Linked DNA regions of Homo sapiens: region 1 is linked to region 2. A link is a loop called in an ENCODE intact Hi-C map of the cell type or tissue named here. Cell type or tissue: heart left ventricle. All regions are shown on one strand. Region 1 has its middle 7.1 kb from the start of TMEM268. Region 2 holds the start of LOC124902254 (a long non-coding RNA gene).

Region 1 (8,000 bases), 110 kb after region 2:
ATAGTCCACCAAAGACTTACTTCAGTATTAACCCAAAAGTCCACAGTACAAAGTCTCATCTGAGACAAGGCAAGTCCCTTTGCCTATGAGCCTATAAAATCAAAAGCAAGCTAGTTACTTCCTAGATACAACGGGGGTACAGATATTGGGTAAACACAGCTGTTCCAAATGGGAGAAATTGGCCAAAACAAAGCAGTTACAGGGCCCATGCAAGTCTGAAATCCAGCAGGGCAGTCAAATTGTAAAGCTCCGAAGTGATCTTTGACTTCAGGTCTCACATCCAGGTCACGCTGATGCAAGAGGTGGGTTCTGCCCCTGTGGCTTTGCAGGGTACAGCCTGCAGTGGTCTTGGGCAGCTCTGTCCCTGTGGCTTTGCAGGGTACAGCCTCCTTCCTGGCTGCTTTCATGGGCTGGTGTTGAGTGTCTGTGGCTTTTCCAGGTGCATGGTGCAAGCTATCAGTGGATCCCATTCTGGGGTCTGGAGGACGGTGGCTGTCTCCTCACAGCTCCACTAGGCAGTGCCCCAGTAGGGACTCTGTGTGGGGCTCTGACCCCCCATTTCCCTTCCATACTGCCCTAGCAGAGGTTCTTCATGAGGGCCCCGCCCCTTCAGCAAACTTTTGCCTGGGTATCTAGGTGTTTCCATACATCTTCTGAAATCTAGGCGGAGGTTCCCAGACCTCAATTCTTGACTTCTGTGCACCTGCGGGCTCAACACCACGTGGAAGCTGCCAAAGCTTGGGGCTTCCACCCTTTGAAGCCACAGACTAAGCTGTACATTGGCCCCTTTCAGCCAGCCATGGCCAGAGGGGCTGGGACATGGTGCCAAGTCCCTAGGCTGCACACAGCACAGGGACCCTGGGCCTGGCTCACGCAACCACTTTTTCTTCCTGAGCCTCCAGGCCTGTGATGGGAAGGGCTCTCTAATAAAAATACAAAAATTAGCCAGGCGTGGTGGTGGGTGCCCGTAGTTTCAGCTACTCAGGAGGCTGAGATGGGAGAATCACTTGAACCTGGGAGGCAGAGGTTGCAGTGAGCTGAGATCACACCACGACACCCCAGCCTGGGCAACAGAGTAATGCTCTGCCTCAAAAAAGAAAAGCTGTTAGCAGTTGTAGCAGAAACATGGTTTTACCCGTGGAATATCCATGGGCTCTGACGTAGATATTCCATGTCCAGACCATGAAGGTCTCTGACATGGCCTGGAGACATTTTCCCTATGGTCTTGAGGATTAACATTAGCCTCCTTGCTACTTACGCAAATTTCCGCAGCCAGCTTGAATTTCTCCCCAGAAAATGCATTTTAATTTTCTATCACATAGGCTGCAAATTTTCCAAACTTTTATGCTCTGCTTCCCTTATAAAACTGAATGCCTTTAACAGCACCCAAGTCACCTCTTGAATGTTTTGCTGCTTAGAAATTTCTACCAGATACCCTAAATCATTTCTCTCAAGTTCAAAGTTCCATAAGTCACTAGGGCAGGGGTAAAATGCTGCCAGTCTCTTTGCTAAAACATAGCAAGAGTCACCTTTGCTCCAGTTCCCAACAAGTTCCTCATCTCCATCTGAGACCACCTCAGCCTGGACCTTATTGTTCATATTGGTATCAGCATTTTGGGCAAAGCCATTCAACAAGTCTCTGGGAAATTCCAAACTTCCCCACATTTTCCTGTCTTCCTCTGAGCCCTCCAAACTGTTCCAACCTCTACCTGTTACCCAGTTCCAAAGTTGCTTCCACATTTTTGGTTATCTTTTTAGCAGCACCCCACTCCTGGTACCAATATACTGTATCAGTCCGTTTTCATGCGGCTGATAAAGACATACCTGATACTGGGAAGAAAAAGAGGTTTAATTGGACTTAACAGTTCCACATGGCTGAGGAGGTCTCAGAATCATGGCAGGAGGTGAAAGGCACTTCTTACATGGTGGAGGCAAGAGAAAATGAGGAAGAAGCAAAAGCAGCCTGATAAATCTATCAGATCTCGTGAGACTTATTCACTATCATGAGAACAGCACAGGAAAGACTGACCCCCATGATTCAATTACCTCCCCCTTGGTCCCTCCCACAACACGTGGGAATTCTGGGAGATGCAATTGAAGTTGAGGCTTGGGTGGGGACACAGCCAAACCATATCACCAAGGTTTTGTTCTTGGACTTCTCTAACATTCTATTGGTGAGACCACATTCATTTCCAGGCTTTATTACCTATACTGAAGACCCAAATTTCTATCTCAAACCCATTTCTCTTGAGCTGTAGTCATTAAATTGCTTATTTGATATTTTGACTTGGATGTCTGGTAAACATCTCCATCTTAACATGTCAGTTTGGAGGGCTTAACAAACTGTATCCAGTTTTGTTAAGGCTTTACTCTCCTTATTGCTAAGTGTAGCAACTCCTAATCTCTGCCAACTGCAAATACAGATTTCCCAAACTGGAGAAACATGAAGCAACACTCATGTTCAAGTGCTTAGACTCAATGTTTAAATGGGTTGCCAACAGTATTTTTATTCTGGATTAATGGAGTTGTGCTTATTTACTTAACTGCTTGACTATTAATACTGAGCCAAGCAACCCAACGTTGCCAGTCACAGAAACCAACAGCAGAGAGGTTTTATTTTTTTGAGACGCTCTTTCGCCCAGGCTGGAGTGCAGTGGCATAACGATCAGGGCTCACTGCAGCTTCAACCTCTTGGGCTCAAGCCATCTGCCTGCCTCAGACTCCAGAGTGCAGAGATTACAGGTATGAACCACCATGCCTGGCCGGGAGGGTTTCCTTTTGTACACTTAATACATTATAGGGCTTTGTAGCAGTGTCCCTGGCCTCTACCCACTAGATGCCAGCAGAACCCCTTCAGTTGTGAAACAAAAAATATCTCCAGATATTGTCAAATGTCCCCTGGGTGCCAAAAACCACCCCCAGATTAGAGAAGATAAGGCACTATACAAGATGTCTGGAACATTCTAGGTACTCAGCAAATGTTTCCTAATTTTCTAAAATTTGCTGTCCTTTTCTCAGACTAATCATTCTTGATTACAAGTTTAATAATAGCTGCATCGGTCAGGACAGGACAGGTTCTGAAATCTCTGTGGCTTAATGTAACAAAGGTTTATTTCTTACAAAATCTGATACAAGTTGGGTGACTTCAGGGTGACTGTTCTCCATGTGGCCGCTCAGTGATTTGGATTACTTCCAGTTTGTGTCTCTACCATCTCACCACATGGTTTCCATGAAATTTCAGTGATGGGAAGAAAAAGTTGGCAAGCATGCATCAGCTCTCACCTGCTTCAGTCCTCAAATGACACTTGTTCTCAGCATATTGGTGTAGGTCACGTGTCCCGACCCAACACAAGGGAGGCTAAGAAATAAGGGGAAGCCCATGGATATTCCATGGGTAAAACCATGTTTCTGCTACAACTGCTAACAGCTTTTTTTTTTTTTTTTTGAGACAGAGCCTTACTCTATTGCCCAGGCTGGGGTGTAGTGGCATGATTTCGGCTCACTGCAACCTCCCGCTCCCAGGTTCAAGTGATTCTCCCACCTCAGCCTCCTGAGTAGCTGGGACTACAGGCGCCCACCACCACGCCTGGCTAATTTTTGTATTTTTAGTAGAGATGCGGTTTCACCATGTTGGCCAGGCTGGTCTCGAACTGCTGACCTCAAGTGATCTGCCTGCCTTGGCCTCCCAAAGTGCTGGGATTATGGATGTGAGCCACCATGCCCTGCCTGCTAACAGCTTTCTATGTGCCAGCTAGTTGTAAGAACTTTTACATTTATATTGACTAATTTAATTCTTTTTTTTTTTTTATGGGATATGAGACTGAGAGAGGTTAAGGAACCAGCCCAAGGATGTGCAGTGATGGAGCCAAGATTCAAACTTGCAATCCGGCTTTTGCATCTGTGTTTAACCACGGTGTGTACTGAGTATTGAACAACTTCATAGCTATATACCTTTTATGTATCTTACCCATCTGATTCTTTTCCCTTTACCTCTCCCAAATTGTAGAGTGATGCTCTTCAGTTGCCCTCTGGGCAATTTTATGTCATGTAAACCTACAGAGGATGCCCTGATAAAAGGCATAAAATATGGCTCACACCTGTAATCCCAGCACTTTGGGAGGCCGAGGCTGGTGGATCATTTGAGGCCAGGAGTTCGAGACGAGCCTGGCCAACATAGCGAAACCCTGTCTCTACTGAAAATACAAAAAATTTACTGGGGCGTGGTGGTGTGCACCTGTAGTCCCAGCTACTCAGGATGCTGAGGCATGAGAATCGCTTGAGCCTGGGAGTTGGAGGTTGCAGTGAGCTGAGATCGAGATCGCACCACTGCACTCCAGCCTGAGTGACAGAGCAAGACTCCGTCTCAAAAAAAAAAAAAAAAAAAAGACATAAAATAGTTTACAGCAAGCCATTGTGTAACCTTGTGGTAACATCTCACAAATTCCCTGAAGAATTACCCCTTCCACTTTCTGAATGGGGGAGAGGAGAGGGAAACTTGTAGAAAAAAAAAAGTAACTTGTCAGAGGCCACATGTCCAATCTCTGCTTCTATCAAGGGAAGGCCATTATGTTCTATGCACATATATAAACACACAGCAGCCCTGCAGGTTAGACACTGTAATCCCACTTCCATGGATGAGAAAGCTGAGGCCCAGAGGCTTACAGAATGTTCAATGTCACAGAGCAAGGAAGTGACAGAATTGAAGTCCCATCAGATCAGCCTGCAGGCTGCAAGAGAAAACCTACCATGCTCTGCCTTCAGGCTTTTCTCCCAGGACATTAGTGGACTGGGTACTTGGCTTCCTGTAACCCCAGTAAAGCCTTTGAGCCTGATTGAGTAAGGCCCGTAACTAACATTCTGCATTTGTTGGTCTTTATTGTACTCAAGAAAACTGATGGTACCAGAAGTCAGCAAAAGCTGTTCAACAGAAAAGAAACGCTTTGATCAGTCTTGCGTGTTCCTTGTTTTTCCACCTGTTTAATTATTTTTCTCCCCTTGAGGGTCATTCTGGCAGATCTCAGAGTGTTTTTCTCTTGTCAACTGATCTCACATCACTTCAGTGGCTCTGAAATTACTGAAAAAGCTTCAGCACAGGCAGGCAGCTCTAGTTTTGCTTTTTTTTCTGGTTTTTTTTTTCCTTCTTGTGCAAATACATGGGTCTTAAGAGGCAGGTTAAGCACATTCTTTATTGAAAGATTTGGCCAGTGGTTCAGGGAGATCTAGAAGGTGAAAGATCATCAGGTCAACATAGATCTTCTCTGGCTTTTAAAAAAATTTCAGATGCCACTGGCTCCTGGGTCAGCTGTGAATTTAAAGCCATAGTTTACTGTGTTTGAAGGGATGATTGATAGGGATGGGTAGGCTTGAAGAGTTAAGGAGCAGGCAGCCTCCTTTTTTTCCTACTTGAAAATAACTTACGGCCGGGTGCAGTGGCTGACACCTATAATCCTAGCATTTTGGGAGGCCAAGATGGGTGGATCGCTTGAGCTTAGGTGATCGATGCCAGACTGGGCAACAGGGGGAAACCCTGTCTCTACAAAAAATACAAAAGAAAAAAATTAGTTGGATATGGTGGTGGCGCTGCCTATAGTCTCAGCTACTTGTGGGGGCTAAAGCAGGAGGATCGCTTGAACCTGGGATGCAGAGGTTGCAGTGAGCCAAGATTGTGCCACTGCACTCCTGCCTGGGTAACAAAGTTGAGATCCTGTATCAAAAAACAAAAAAGAAAAGAAAATAACTTACAAAGCAGGATGGCAGCATTCTAGATGCTACTGTTGATGATAAGTTTAGGAGAGAAACAAGGCTGGTTGTTCAGAGAGCATGACTGGGTTGTCTACAATTATCTTAGGTGGTTTTTAAAGATGAAAAGACCGATAGTCTAGTTACCTAGTTAAAAAAGCCCAATTGCCTTCAACTGCCCTTGCCTCTTCTCCACAGCCGCTAGAGGGGAGTTCTCCCTCTTCTGACTCTTCTGACCCTGGCACTTGTCTTTCTGTTCATAGTGTAGAAACAGATCCCTGACCCCTATCTGCCCCGGGGGGATTGCTGGCCTTCCTGATAGGAATTCAGAGGATTTTTTCTTCTGACTTAGGCCCGGTTTCCTGACAAACAGCATGTGATCTGTCTGACTTCCAGCACACCTCCTGCCAAGCACAGCTATGTATTTAGTCCCAAGCTCTCACGTACAGTTAGTCTACCTCTCCCATAGTGGAGTCCGTCATTTGAGGATGTGACTTCCGGGAGCTGAAATCAATGTAATGGAGCCACTAGCAACGGAACATTCTGTGGGACACACTTTCGGAAATAATTTCTAAAATAGCTCACATTTATTAACATCAACTTTATACCAGGTGGCATTCAAGGTACTCTATATACATAATCTAATTTTCCTACCATCTCTATGAGGTAGGTATTATCATTTCTATTTTGCAGATTAGGAAACTGAGGCTACAGGGTCACAGAGCCAATTTGTGGTGAAGTCTGGATTTAAACCCAGGTCTGTCTGAGTTCCCAGCCTGAATTACTAATACTGCATTCTTTGGTTCAATTTGTTCAGGCCATGGCAATGTTCCAAGTAGTATGTCTCCATGAAAAGTTTAGGAAGTTAGTGAATCTATAACTGGCACATGAGCTCCAAAAGAAAAAAAAAAAAACCAAAAAACACCAAGATGTAAGTTTTGATCTTTTGATCTTTGCCTTTTCACTTACTCATCCAGCAGTTCTGAGGTTCTCTCAGTACCATCTGCTGCAACACTAAGGTTCTGCCAGGCTGGAAAAAAGTTCATTCTCTTACTTCATCCAAGTTATCAAACAGTGTTGGCAGCTAGCCCTCAGCCCTGGGTCTGTAACCCTTACAGACACAACAGGACAGATGGAGCAACTGCTGAGTAAGGGTGGCTTTGGCTGGGGTTTGTGGTTATTTGGATTTATCTATAGTTGAGGCCCTGATGATTTCATTCATATTTATTCATTCACTACTTCATATGCATTTAACAATTACTGAGGACAGGGTTAGGGGCAGGGGGATAGCTATGAACATGGGTAGAAACAGCCCTATGCCCAAAAGGCTTACTCTCTTTTTGGGAAAGGGGACACTGAACAATGACAATACCATGTGATGGGTATGGGATGAGTGTAGGTTAAGCAAGAGTAGGGCTGGACGCAGTGGCTTACACCTGTAATCCCAGCACTTTGGGAGGCCGAGGCAGGTGTATTGCTTGAGCTCAAGAGTTCGAGACCAGCTTGGGCAACATGGTAAAACCCTGTCTCTACTAAAAATAAAAAATTAGCCGGGAATGGTGGTGCATGCCTGTAGTCCCAGATACTTGGGAGGCTGAGGTGGGAGGATCACTTGAGCCTAGGAGGTCGGGGCTGCAGTGAGCCAAGATCGCGCTGCTGTACTCCAGCCTGGGTGACAGAGTGAGACCCTGTCTCAAAAAATAAAAACACACAAAGCCAGAAACAAACAAACAAGAGTAACTATGAGAATGAACTATGAGAATGGGGAACTGGCCTAGGCCCAGGACAGGGCAGGGCTCCCAGAAGAAGGGCCCTTTCAGCTGAAACCCGAGAATGAGTTGGTTCGTCAGGTAGAACGATGGGGCTGGGGTTTGGAGACAACTTTCCAGATGGGAGAGAATGGCAACCACTGAGAACTAGAAGTGAGAGAACAGGGGGAGAGGGTTATAGGAGGAAATGAGAGATGCTCTGTATTTTTGGAGCATAGGGTTTTTACGTGTTGGGAGAGAGTGAGTAAAGATTAGTCCAGGGTAGGCTGTGGGTGGGGAGAGGCTTGGGCCCACCACAAGGACCTTGTGGATTCAAGATGATCACTACTGAAGTCTGCTTTCCAGCACACCTGACTGGATTTCACCCTACTTTCACTGGATTCTATTGTCCTTTCTCCATTCTACATGAGCACCCACTCCTCCTTGCTATGCCAGGACTGAACACTGGTGACATTTCAGAGATGCAAACACATGATACCTCGTTGTCCAAGA
Region 2 (8,000 bases):
GAAGAGTATGAAAAAGCAGAGCGCGCCTCGGTTAAGGGAAAGCACCAAGATGACAGGCTTTTTGCCGCCACCCGCAAGCAGAGGGACTTGGAGATCATGCAGCAGAAGGAGAAAAAGGCAAACGAGAAGCAGCAGGAACCCAAGTAGCTTTGTGCTTCGTGTCCAACCCTCCCGCCCTTTGCCTGAGTGCCTGGAGCCAGTCCCACCATGCCCACGTCTCCTCCTGCAGGGCCCACAAGTCCCAGCCCTGATGGCTTCCCTTTGCCCTGAGTCTGCAGCGGGTCCCTTTTGTGCTTCCTTCCCCCATCAGGTGGCCTCTCTCCTCCTGGGTCACTCCCGGGGTGACAAGGTTACCCCTTCCCAGTGTTTTTTATTCCTGTGGCGCTCACCCCAAAGTATTAAAAGTAGCTTTGTAATTTGAAAAAAAAAAAAAAGAGCTTAACTTCACTATTTAAGTTATGTAAATTAAAACAGGATACCTTTTTGTCTAACAGATTGATAAAAATGGAAAAGAAATATAATACCCAGTGTCGGCATGGCTGGAGAAAAATGAAGAGCATCAACTGCTGTTAAACGCTGGTGGGAGGGAATATACAAAACAAATTCCGTCCCAGGGGCAGTCTGGCAACAGTTAATCAGAAGCTTTAAAATTGCGCCTCTCCCCCGAGCCAATGCCACCTCTAGAAAGACAGCCCAAGGAATTATTAGAAATGTGCTTAAAGATGAATGTGCAGGGATGTCTAAAGCAGCAATATGGATAATATTAAAAAACAAACTGTCTAACAAGAAGAAATTAGTTAAATAAATCATGTACCTCTTCACTACGATATATTATGCAATCATTAAAAAATCACAGTGTAGAAACATTTATCAAGGTGGGAACACAGTCATCATACATCGCTTGGTGTAACGAATAGGCTAGATAACGATGCTCAGAATGGCAGCTTTGGGAAGAATTCCCAATACAAATGCATACACAGATGCACACAGGGTACTCTAATTGTCAATAGTGATTATTTCTGGCAGGTGAGTGGGTACAATTATTACTGACTTGGGGAGGGTCTTTTGGCGTTTTTCTGAAGTTTTCAAGTTTTAAAAATTAAGTCCAGGCTCAGCGTGGTGACTCACACCTGTAGTCCCAGCAGTTTGGGAGGTGGAGGTGGGTAGATTGCTTGAGCCCAAGAGCTCACGACCAGCCTGCGCAACATGGTGAAACCCCACGTCTACAAAAGAAAAAAAAATACACACACACACACAAATATATATACACACCATGCTGGGCATGGTGGCGCAAGCCTGTAGTCCCAGCTACTCGGGAGGCTGAGGCAGGAGAATTGCTTGAGCTTGGAAAGTTGAGGCTGCAGTGAGCCAGGATCGCATCACAGCACTCCAGCCCGGGTGACTGAGCAAGGCCCTATCTCAAAAAAAGAAAAACAATTAAGTCCATATATGTTAGGTAATTAAAATAAAGAGGCTAGGCACAGTGGCTCACGCCTGTAATCCCAGTGTTTTGAGAGGCCGAGGTAGGAGAATCGCTTGAGCCCAGAAGTTTGAGACCAGCCTGGGCGACATAGTGAGACCTCATCTCTACCAAAAATAAACACAATTAGCCAGGTGTGGTGGTGCACACCTGTAGTCCCAGCTACTTGGGAGGCTGAGGCAAGCAGATCACTTGAGCCCAGGAGTTCAAAGCTGCAGAGAGCTGTTATCGCGCCACTGCACTCCAGCCTGGCCAACAGAATAAGACCCTATCTTTTTTTTAAAAAAAAAAAAAAAGTGGGGGTGGGGGGGTGGGGAGAAAAAACGTTTTATTTAACAGCCTAGACAAATTCCTCTATTCCATTTGTTTCCTATGACCAAACAAAATGCCCCTTTAACTTGTCCAGTCTGTGACAGCAGAGTTAATGACCACCAGCCTTTCACATGAGGCCCAGGAGAGAGACCCTCCTCTCATCCTTGAAGTGTGCTGATCAGGCAGTGTAGACAAATTCAGAGACTCCACCATTCAATGAGATAATTTCACAAGTCACCAGTTATCTATCAGGGAATTTCCACAGACAACGTACAAAATAAAAACCTGACAAAGGTCAAGGCATGGTGAGAGAGATAAGAGAGAGGAAAAAGGAAAAAAACAAAAAGGAAAAAGTGCCCAATGCCACCTCTGTCCCTGAAATCTAGTCAATAAAATGCATACAGTGTGCCCAGGGGAGAACAGGGAAGCTGCAGCCTAGGTTTTCTCATCAAATAGCTACAAAGCCATTTCCACAAGGAAAAAACTCAGGGAGGAAACGCACATTTACTGAACTCCTGCTCTTGCCAGCACCACGCTGGGCTGTATGCCGTGCTTCTCCGTTAGCAGCCAGCCGAGAGCCCTGGCAATGAGCATGCACTTTGGAGGCCAGAATACCTGGGTTCAAATCCTAGTCCCACCACCCCTGACTGTGTGCCCCTGACTGTGTGCCCGTGATGGGTCACCTCCTCTTCCAATTCTCAGAGTCCTCTCCCGGGGGGGTATGGTGAAGTGTCAGTGGGGGATTTACATGAAACCCACACAGAGCTTGTGATGTCACAGAAGATTCCCAGTGGTGGTGATATTTTTTAGTGCGCTAAGTACTGTAAACATCTTGTGCGTGTTATCTGTTTTGTACCTTCTACACTGCCAGGAAGAGCAGCATCTGGTAGGAAAACAGATCCCAACACAGGAGTTTGAACATGGTAAATGATCATCAAATGTTCAGACCAATAGATGCACCCAGTGCTTTAACACATTGTCTGCATAATCATCAGTATCCCCATTTTAGAGATGAGGAAACCTGAACAGAGAAGGTAAGTAACTTGTCTGCTACTTTACTATTATTCCCATTACAATTTCACTGAAGAGGAATCTGAGAATCAGAGACGTTAGGAAGCTGGTTCAAGGCCCCACAGCTAGAAAGTGGCAGAGCCAGTCTTGGAAACCCAGGGCTTCGGAGCTCAGGCTCGAGCACTGTGGGGCATCCCTTCTCTCTGCTGTTGGGGCAAAGACGCAACCCCTCAAGTCAACAAAACCTAGGTGTAAATCCTGGCTCTGTCACTTTCCACCTTTGGGATGACTGGCAAGTGACAAACTCTTGGCAATTTTGGAAAACAAAGTGATGAAAATGATACCTACTTGAACTTCACAGGGTGATTATGAGGCTTAACTGAGTTTATACACGTACACTGAAAACAGTGTCTGGTTCATTCTAAGCCCTCTATCAAAGGTTATTATCATACAATGAGCAACAAAGAAAAGAAAACACCAAGAAATGCATTATCTGTGTCATGACAGAAGTGAGAAAGGCCATGACACTGGGGGGGGGAGCGGGTTTCAGGAGGGAAGAGCAGGCTCCTCAGGGTGGGGACAGCGGCAGAGGTGAGCAGGCAGGTCCTCTGGAGAGGACGTACTGAGGTTGCACCTAACAGGATAAGTGGTGTCAACAGGTGGAGAGAGTGAAAGCCTTGCTTCAGAGGAGGGTATGTTGCTTGCTTGGCCAAGAGTGGACACAACTTGGGGAACAGGACTGCTGGTAAAGATCAGAGCATGGGCAGCCCAAACACCAGGTTGAGGAGCTTGGCGTCTGCCCTGCAGGCTCCCAGCTCAAGAGCAGGGTTGTAGACAGGGCACAGCTTGATGAGATATGTATTTAGAGAGTGTACCCGGTCAACAGGATGGACATCAGACCGGTGGGCAGACGAGCAAGACAGGAGACAGACAGGCTGGCCAGGAGGATGCTACAGTTCGGCAGTGCTGGTGGCAATGGTGGTGACGGGGAAGAGGGAGGTGTGGTCTGAGAAGTGCTGGAAAGAAGTAAAGCCTGGAGAGTCCAGCCTCCCTGGGGCTGGTGCAATACTCAAGTGGGAGAAAGTGGGGAACAAGAGCAGGGGAAATATCCACAATTTAAGAGCGAGAGAAAGCACAACGAGAAGGCAATTAAAAAATAGATAAATACACTAAAAGGAGGCACAGATCCTGTGCAGAGACAACAAGGCTAGAAGATGGGTGGAGATGCAGACATTTGGGGAAAGAGGAATTTGAGGGAGAGCTGTACATGTATATGGACCTGAGAAGCAGACTTAAAAATCTCAGGATTGGAAGGACTTGCAGGAGGAGAGGGGCTCAAGAGAGTCAGGGAAAATTTGGGAGAAATGTATGATTCTCTAAAGAGAAAGAAGAGGGAGGCAGAAGGAAAGAGATGAAGAAAAGGAAAAGGGTACACTGGGTCCAAACACTACAAAGGATGCCACCCCTCCGTCCAGGGACAGGAGGATGGACATGGCAGAAGGAAAATCCCTCCCCTGACTTTCAAAGTTTTCCTATCCACATGGGAGGTTAATTTCTGAAAGCTGGACCACGTTTCTTTTCTTAATCAGAAACCTCTTAATGAGACTTTGTACACCTTTTCAGATGTAGCTCAAATAAATTACAGGGTTTTTTTTTTAAGTGCAGAAGCCCATGTTAACAAATCACCAATTTCACCTGCATTAATTGCTTTAATGGGCTCTAAAAACAGCCACCTCCTCTCCCTCCTCATCAGGGTCCCTGGGGAGGCCATCAGGGAAGGTTGCTGGGAAACGAAGTTATGGATGCAGCTGATCCAGGGGACAATGCTGTCACACTCTGGGTCATGCAACTGTCTGGTATGCCACCCACATTGCTATAAGGCCTCACAGATCATCAGAAGGGACGGTGGGGGGACACAGAATTCTATTCAACCACCAGGCTTTATTACTGCTATAAAGCAAAAATGCCGATGCCAAAAGCCAGATAGGAGCAATTACGTTTTTAAAGAAACTCTGTCTATGTGGGGATATTGACTACATTCAGTAAATGACTCTGCAATTCAAACAGCTACAGTGGATCACATGGGCCCTGAGTCCAGTATTTTCTTCCAATGCCACCTAAAAAAATCCAACCAACCAACCAAACAAACAAACAAAAAAACTAAGCAGGCATAACAGAAGACTTTCAAAGACAAGCGAAGGCAGTCCATACCATTTTTCATTACAATGCTTGCAGCAGGACCTCCACTGCCATATTTTCCAGATTTCTGATGTTCAACAGCAACAATGACATGTTTGTGAGGACTATGGGCCAGGTTTGGTGGTAGGATATCTGAGTAACAGAAAGGCAAAGGGACCTGCCCAAGGTCACAGCCAAGTTACACTGTCAGATGAACCCAGGTCCATCTCCAAAACCCATCTCTAACCTCTTGGGTACATACCACCCTTCCTCAGATTTTCCAGTACGTCAGTTGACCTTACACAAGTGGAATCTTGCTGCAAGATAGTTAAGGATGGGGACAGGAAAGGTTCACCTCTCTGGTCAAGCCTTTATGGGGATAAACAGTGTTGGGGATGGAGGAATCCTAAAGGAAGACAGTGTTTCCCAAACTTTAGCATGGTTAAGGCCTGGCTGGGGAGTTTGTTAATTCCTAAGCAAGCTAACATTGTAAATTACCACTTCTAAGGCTCTAACACACAGGTATTTGGGAATATCCTTTTTTACATCATTTTACTCTGTTCTTCCCTGCAGCCTACAGCTTTAGAATCCAGGAAAGAGGACATTTGGGGACCTGTTTATGGAAGGCTGATATATTTGCTTTGCATACAGAGTTGAGAGGATGCTGATATTAGGAAACTCAGGTGGAGAGAAAAAAAATCATGACGAAACTGGCTGCTAACTGAAGCAAAGCCACAGCCAATTTAGCAAAAGGAACACAAATTCTCAAACGGGGAAGGAGCCAAAGGTGCTGGGACTGTAAAGGAAGAAAAAATAAATCCATTTATGCATGCTCAGAGAATAAAGCAGCTTTTAAGCATATGTGTGGTTACTGGAAACTTGGCCTTCACCCAAAATGCTGGGTTTCTAGAAACCTGGACAGTTTTTGTTTTTTGTTTTTAAAAAAAAAAAGAAAAGGAAAAAAAAAAGAAAGAAGCCCAAAAGCCAGAAGATATATCTCACCCAAAATTGGTTCATTGATTGCTTCAGAATGCATAAATAATTCTATTTTGGAATCAAAGACACAATCAGGCTGCTGAAATAACCCACTTCTGGGGATGTGGTTTGAAAATTAAGAGCAAAGTGACAAATGAACTAGCTGAAAGGGTCTTGTAGAGTGGCTCTGGGCTTCAGGGGAGGAGAAAAGCCATTGAGTATCCAGGCACAGACCACATTTTTTTTAAAGGCTTTACACTCAAATAGCAGAGGGTTCCAAATGTTGCCACACCTAGTAGTCATTTGCTCCCCACAGCCACCTGGGAAGGAGGCAGGTGGGAGGTAGTTATGCCCATTTCACAGCTCCAAAGACTGAGGTTCAGAGATGTCACGTGAACTGCCCACGGCCACAAAGCCAGCTTGGTGGTAAAGCACACACTAGAGCCAGTGGCTTTTTTCAGTGTTTTTGTCTAGCACCCACAACGCTGCCATACACAGACTTCCATCAGATCTCACTCTCAGGAGCTGGGGAATTCTGAATTCACTAGCGCTGGATTAGGAGCAAGATCATTCCATTCATTCGGCAAATATTTATTTATATATTAAAGCACCTACTGTGTGCCGGGAGCTGGGGATGCGTGAATAAGCAAGGCAGATCAAATCTTGGTTATCCTGGAGCAAACTTGTAATGGGGGAGGCAGACCATAAAAAGACATACAGAAATTTCCTTTTAGCAGTGACAAATGGGCTGCAGGACACTAAAGCCAGGCAAAAGGATAGAGGAGTGGGCAGGTAGGGGTACTACTTCAGAGAGGGTGGCAGGGATGCAGAGGCATGAGAATGTCACAGCACTGTAAATGCTGGGTGACCTGTGGCCACGGATGGGTCTCTATCCCCCAAGGACAGAGGTCATGTCCTATTCATCTCTGATGTCCAAGTATCAGCCACAGGCCTGTGTGTGGTAAGCACTGCTCAGAGAATGTATGGATGCATGTCTCTACTCGACGATGGAACAGGCTGAAATACACCACTCTCCCTTGATATGTAGGTCTCAGACCGCCCCCCAACCTTAGTAAGGTGAAGTCTCTGGGTGGTTCTTAAAAGGCCCTCAAATGTCAAGTACAAAATGTGACATCTGCCACACTTTCTAGTAAGCGGACTGGCTGGCATTGTCTTCCAGGAGGCTGACTACAAAATCCTTGGGCTGGGGTCCAAGCAAGGAGGCCACTTGGTTCCTAATCCCAATGGGGACCTTAAGCTCCCCAGTTCCATCTCCTTGAGCATGACCCTCCTCGCCTGCCTGCCTCCCCTGGGGAAGGTTAAAGGGAACAGGAGGGACAAAGCACCCAGCACATAGTAGGTAATCGTTAATGTCAGTCTCCCCTGTTCCCAACAGGCTTCCAATAAAGTAAAGTGCAAGTGCAATGTAAATTACATACTCCAGGTGACAATGATGTGTCAATGTAGGTTCATCAATTGTTGATAATGGGGGCGGCTAGCATGTGTCCACTATATGGGAAATCTCTGTATCTTCTGTTCAATTTTGCTGTGAACCGAAAACTGCTTTAATAAATAGTCTATTGAAAAAATAAATAACCACAAGTGCACTTGCCCCATGATGCTGCTTCCTGCAGCTGACATCAGGAATGCACGGAAAAAGAATGGAGAGAAAGTGATTCCTATTCTCTGCACCCTTTCCGCTTGCCAGGCTTTAACAGTAAAAGGCCAATGTCAGCAGCACAAAATCTTAAAAATCACCCCTACCCTGGGGCATGATTAGAAGTCTGCGTGAGTTCAGAGTTAATATCAGATTCTTCCTCAGGAATTTAAAAAAGAAGTCAGTTTTGAAAGATTTGTATTTCAACCTCCAGATACCTCCAGCCATTTAATGTCATTCTTTCCAATCAGATTCGCTGGTCCTGGCTGAGGATTAGTCTGGGGTCCCTGAGAAGGGTAAACCAAAGGCTTCCCTTCCAGGTCATAAAAGAACCTTGCAAGAAATCACCAGTTGGAGCCTAATCCCCTATGGACGCCTGCTTCGGTG

Evidence for each region. Hi-C counts contacts between places; a loop is a spot of excess contacts. Peaks named below come from ENCODE experiments on the same cell type or tissue, not always from the same donor. Only the 100,000 strongest peaks of a DNase experiment are listed, where the experiment ranks them.
Region 1: a loop joins it to region 2, with 2.1 times the contacts of the local background. A loop is called at or near these places in 20 of 110 quality-filtered maps.

The regions. Positions count from the first base shown.
Region 1 is chr9:114,600,221-114,608,220 of GRCh38, forward strand. It overlaps a transcript of TMEM268 not described here. Among named protein-coding and RNA genes, the nearest start is that of TMEM268, 7.1 kb to the right of the region's middle. RefSeq lists a silencer at 4,535-4,735 and an enhancer at 7,801-7,860. In heart left ventricle, no CTCF peak of the experiment used is centred here; no DNase peak of the experiment used is centred here.
Region 2 is chr9:114,491,596-114,499,595 of GRCh38, forward strand. The region is part of intron 1 of WHRN (whirlin); the gene reads right to left. It overlaps LOC124902254 (a long non-coding RNA gene), which reads right to left and starts at 1,305. Exons shown (of 2, transcript XR_007061743.1): 1 at 1,273-1,305. It also overlaps the pseudogene LOC100131877. RefSeq lists a silencer at 2,494-2,788. In heart left ventricle, no CTCF peak of the experiment used is centred here; a DNase peak (open chromatin) is centred at 3,736; H3K27me3 peaks cover 3,472 bases.